Linked DNA regions of Homo sapiens: region 1 is linked to region 2. A link is a loop called in an ENCODE intact Hi-C map of the cell type or tissue named here. Cell type or tissue: MCF 10A. All regions are shown on one strand. Each heading gives the region's core, and the rest is flanking DNA. Links, peaks and the distances in the headings are about the cores only.

Region 1 (2,926 bases), core at 267-2,766, 170 kb before region 2:
GGGCAGTGTGGTGTAGTTGAAAGAACACAAGCTTTGTAGCCTGACAGATAAGAGTCCAAATCTGGGTTCTGCCATTTTACTCCTTGTGCACCTTCGGATGAGTTACTTAACCTGTCTGAGTTCTGATTTTTCTCTCTCCAAAAAAAGCAGATTATATGTACCTCATAGAGTTTTTCAGGGAATTAAATGAGAGAATGTCCATAAAGTCCCTTGTACAATGTCTGGTACATATACTAGGAACTCAGTATGTGCCAGTTTCTCCCCCAGTGTCTTATCACTGACTGCATCGTAGGCACAAACTGAAGCTGTCTTCTGTTTCTAAAGGCTTTGACCCCAAAGTTCTACTTTTAGTACTTTTATTAAAATTTTGAAACAATCCAAAGAACAGAAAACATTTTGTGGTCAAGGATGTTCACTGAGTTTGCTCATAGTAAAACAAAGAAAAAATATTCTGAGCACTCCAAATGTAAGCAAATGTTAATTATTTAAAATGACTTCCAAAAATTAAAATAAATTAAAAATGACATCCATGAGGATGTTTAATAACACAGTGATATGTTTACATTCTACTATTAAGGTAACAAAATTTATATATACAATTCTATATACAACTATCTTAAATGTTGAAAAAAATGTATTGAAGCAATATTGAGATAAAAAACACCAAAATATTAATGATGGTTGATCTACCTTTGGGAAGAAGGTTATGAGTTACTTTTTAAAAAACTTTCCTACCATGCACAAAACATGACTTTCATACTGAAAAAAATAAAATTTAATTTAATCACATATCAATTTTTTTTTTTTTTGAAATGGAGTCTTGCTCTGTCACCCAGGCTGGAGTGCAGTGGCGCAATCTCAGCTCACTGCAACCTCCACTTCCCAGGTTCAAGCGATTCTCCTGCCTCAGCCTTCCGAGTAGCTGGGATTATAGGTGCACGCTACCACAACCGGCCAATTTTTGTATTTTTAGTAGAGGTGGGGTTTCACCATGTTTGCTAGGCTGGTCTTGAACTCCTGACCTCAAGTGATCCACCCACCTAGGCATCCCAAAATGCTGGGGGTACAGGCGTGAGCTACCACGCCCAGCCACCACAGACCAATTTTTAAGAGGCTCTTGAGGAATACTCTACAGCAACAAGAATGATCTACAACTATATGCAACAATATGGATACATTTTATAAACATAATGTTGAGCAAAAAGAACTAGATGCAAAAGAATACATAGAAAATAACTCAATTTCTATAGAGTACAAACACAAGCAAAATAAATCTATGCTGTTAGTAATTGGGATAGTGGTAACCCAGGGCAGGAGGTGGGTACTAACTTTTGTATTTGGCCTTCTTTTGCACAATGTTACATTTGTGAAATTCACTGTGAGTGTAGGTTGGGGGTGGGGAGCAGTGACTAAAAAGGGGCAAAGAGGGCTTGTGGGATCTGGTAATGTTCTGTTTCATGAGCAGGGTGCCAGATATGCTTAGTCTGTGAAAATTTAGCATCCTTATTAATGGTGCAATTTTCTATATGTATGTTATACTTCAATAAAAAATTAAAAAATAGGATAAATAGATGATAGATACATAGATAATGAACAGATGATAGAGACTTGGATAAACAGATAGATGACAGATATACATAGATAGATAGATATAGATAGATATACATACGTACATAGATGATAATGTACTGAATGAATGCACATCATCATTTGTGTCTTAGCTGGAGAGCCATCTTTAGAACAAAAAGACAAACTTGTTTTGACCACAAGATGGCAGTATTAGTTGCTTGAGAATCAAATTCCAGGGTGCTTCAGCACAAACATTTCAAGAACCAAATATACAGTGGGTACATATGGACATAAAGACGGGAACAATAGACACTGGGGACAATAAGGGGGGAGAGAAAGGTTGAAAAACTACCTCTTGGTTACTGTGTTCACTACTTGGATGATAGGTTCAATCGTACTGTATTCCAAACCTCAGCATCATGCAATACATCCTTGTAACAAACATGCACATGTAGCCCCCAAATTGAAAATAAAAGTTGAAAAAAAAAAAGCAACACATATTTCTGTTAGTGGAAGAGAATTTAGAGATTTTATACTCTGACCTTCTTTAATTTTCCAGATTAAAAAAAAAATGCCATAGAAGGAGTATTTACCCAAGGACACACTGCTAGTTAGAAGATAACCTAGGCTGAAAACCCCGGTTTCTGGGCTTGCTCTGCCACACTTAAAAGCTCCTATTTTCAGCTATGGTTCCTTTCTATCCCGCTGTGGAAGAGGGAGTTTATTAAGAAGTAACACTCCTCCTTTTATAACTCCAGAAAACATAAGTGTCAAACGGCATAGAAAATTCATGAGCAGAATTGGCAGTACTGACAGGCTGCAGCATGAAATTTCCTTATATGGACTTTTAAAAACATCACATGGCCAATTCCGTCTGAGCTCGCTTAAGCTTCTACTTCCTTAGATGTAAAAGATAGACCCTGTGACCTCTCTGGGTTTTGTTTGTTCTCTCGCTCCCTCTCCTTCTCTTTCTTTCTTTTTTGGGTTCATCCATATTTCATCATATAATTTTGCTTTTTATTTTCTTCTTAGGCAAGAAGTATCGAAGCCAGTACTCAAAAAAATTGAGTGCCAGCTATGTACAAGGAAGGCATAGTACTGTCACCAGAGACCCTCGAAGGTCGGAATCACAAGGTGAGGAGGTCAAACTTAGCTTGATGTTTCCCTTTCCTCTACTCTCTTTTGTAAAATGGCAATGCAGGAATTTTAATCTAAATCTTTTTTAAAGGACTGCTAAGCATTCCCTGGGGTCACTTACATTTCATAAATGGCCAAGGTCATTCCTGACACCTAATAAGAAAACATGATTGTCAACTACTCTGCAGCCCACTAAGTCCAGACTCCAGCTACTCCCACT
Region 2 (2,926 bases), core at 155-2,654:
TCTCTCTTGACCATTTGTGGTATCTTAGTGTTCATAATGATCAACCAAGTAGACTATGAGGCAGACCAAGGTGGCAATTCTTATCCTTTATTATTCTTTGTTATTTCCTCTGACTGGGATGCCATCCTCAGTCTCTTCCCTGATTCCTACCAACATATGCACACATCATTATTTTGTTCCTATTGGGATCCTACTCATTATTTAAGATCCAGTTCAAATTTCACCTCTTGTATAAGGCCTGCCTCGACTACTCTTATTAAAATAGTTCTCTCCCATTTTGGAACTCATACAACACCCATAGGCCATACCACTCATTTGGTGTTTGAAATCTCATAGCATTCTGGTTAAGAGCCAGTCTTCAGAGTTAAATAGAGCCTGATTTAAATCCCAGCTCTGCCAATTTACTAGGTGTGTGGCTGTGGGCAAGTTAATTAACCTCTCCATCAAGGAGCATGATCTTTGAACTGGAAAGAGAATTAAAGCCCAAGATAGATGAGGAGATAATAAAGGAGTCCTTAGCTGCCTTCAATGAGTTTCCAGGCCCACACAAATCACATTTGAGGCTGCTGAGAGAATGTGCAGATGTGATCACAGAGCCAGTCTTGGTAACCTTTGAGAAATTATGGCAAAGAGAAGACATGAGGGGTGCAAAGAGGCAGGGAAATATCCCAATTTTTAGTGAAGGTAGGTGGTGGTGGTGTGGGGTGCAAAATATAGATCCTGGAAACTGAAGACCAATGAGCATGGCATTTATCCTTGGCAAAAGTGTAGAATGCACTGTTAGGCAGATCGTTTGTGAGGCTTTAGAAAGGGAGCGGAAATCACTAGGGGTAAGCATGGGATGACTAAAAGCAAGACATGCCTAACTAAGTCCGTTTCCTTTTTGAAAAGGGTATCTAAAAGGATAGATCACTGGGATACCATAGTATACTGTATCTGGATTTCAGCAAGACATTTGAAAAAGTCTTATGATATCTTCATGAAGAAGATGGAAAAGTCAGAGCTGGGTGGTAGCAGGAGTTATATGGATTGTTTCAAGTTTGAACAACCTTATCAAAAGGGGAAGACTCTTAAGGTTATGCTGCAGTATTCTGTCCTGGACCCTCTCATTCAATACTTTCATCAGTCTGGCTGATCAAATACACATATAAAACATTTATTGATACAGATCATGCATTCTCAATGGGGGTGATATTGCCCCCAAGAGGGCAAAAATTGATTCTTGAAGAGTGAAAAAAAAATTTCTTTTTTACATGAAACAGAGATATACATACAGCAAATAAACAGATAGACAGCAAATAAACAGATAGACAGCATATCTGTGGTATTAAAATTTCACGGAGAGACATTGGGAAAAATATCTAAAAAGGCTCTTTAGGACCGTGATAATGATAAAAAAAGATTGAGAAACATTACTATGGAGAATATGATTTTGTATATGAGGCTCAAGATAAAGAAAGATCTTAAGGAGATAGATTAAAATAAACAAGGCAATGGTTTTTGAGAATGAATACAAAGCCCAGCATCCAGGTAAAATTAAAAGTCAATTGTACAAACCTAGAATCAGGCACATAGTAGTAGTTCATGCAAGAAACAACAGAGGATTTTGATTAAGCTACGGGCTGCACACTGAGTAGATTTATGCTCAAAAGACAACTAGAGTGGCAAAAAGTCTGTAAACCATGTCCTATGAGGCATGGTTTGAAAGAACTGAGGATATTTAGCCCAGAGGATGAATGACTTGGCGTGACATGCTAGATATTTTAAAGGGCTGTCATGTGAAAGAGGAATTAGAAATTGTTTGTGTGAAGCTATTTTTTCCTCAACCTAAGGAAGACCCTTTTAACAATTAGGAAATGATCAAATATGGAATAAGCTGTTTTGCATAGGGATGAGTTTCTCAGACTGTCAGAAGGATATTTCTGCACTGAGCAAGAGGATAAACATGGCTTCTAAGGTTCCTTCCAATTCCCAGGTTCTGTGATTCCCTGCTAGATTTACAAGTATGAAGGTGGAAAAGATGGCTAAAGAATATGAGCCCAGACAAAACATCCTCCGTTGATTTTAAAACCAAAATTCCATACCAGGGATATTTGCTTGAGGACTATCTCACTGTCTAGCTGAATGGTTGCCAATATTTAGAGGCCTAATTGCCCTGGACCCCTGTTTCCTTGTGCCCTACCTCTAGCTGAATTTCCATCTTGGCATAGAAGGTACAGAGGGAGTTGTAGGGAAATGCCAAGAAGGAGATCTCAGAGACCAGAGTTATAGAAATGCTCAGAACTGTTTTATGAAAACATTGGTATGGGCCCAGTGAGTGGAGAGAGAACATGCTTCCTGTCCTTGTTGAGCTCTATGTTGCTCACTTGTTATCCCCAACCCCCCTTATCTCTTACATCTTCAACTAGCCAGCAGGAGGGTTGGTGCAGGAGGAGGGGTAGAAGGAAGTAATTTCAGGTTCAAGGGTTAACAGTACACTGGTCAGGAAAGCTGAGGAATGAGATGATGAGCATCTTTACAGTTTGTGAAAATGAAACAAACAAAACAACTTGAGAATCATGTTCCTGGAATTGTGTCCAAATGAATGTCTCAGGTTGAAGGGACCAGGACTTTGACTGTGATGCAGTATAGTATTTATAGGGATCTTGCTTGGCCTTTCAGAGCAAAAACAATTATTTTCTCTCCTCTCACCTAACACAGCTGTGCAGAATCTTCATAGCCTGGTTGCTAGAAATTAGGGTTCTTATAGCTGCTGTGGAATAAACTCCATTCACTTTCCTCTTAACAATCCCTTCTCTCTGTCTTTGACCAAATGTTACCTGTTGTTTCACGAAGTGACCTTTTCTTCATTGCACCCCATTAGCTGCTCTTTCACTCCCAGTCACTTCCTGAAGTCCTCATCACTATCACAGATCTGCCTACCAGG

The links. Hi-C counts contacts between places; a loop is a spot of excess contacts. Peaks named below come from ENCODE experiments on the same cell type or tissue, not always from the same donor. Only the 100,000 strongest peaks of a DNase experiment are listed, where the experiment ranks them.
Region 1: a loop joins it to region 2, with 5 times the contacts of the local background. A loop is called at or near these places in 27 of 110 quality-filtered maps.

Annotation. Positions count from the first base shown.
Region 1 is chrX:111,444,559-111,447,484 of GRCh38, reverse strand. No RefSeq gene overlaps it. Among named protein-coding and RNA genes, the nearest start is that of DCX, 34 kb to the right of the region's middle. In MCF 10A, for the core only: CTCF peaks have their summits at 1,585 and 1,784 (motif pointing right); a DNase peak (open chromatin) is centred at 1,784.
Region 2 is chrX:111,270,909-111,273,834 of GRCh38, reverse strand. No RefSeq gene overlaps it. Among named protein-coding and RNA genes, the nearest start is that of CAPN6, 1.9 kb to the right of the region's middle. In MCF 10A, for the core only: no CTCF peak of the experiment used is centred there; no DNase peak of the experiment used is centred there.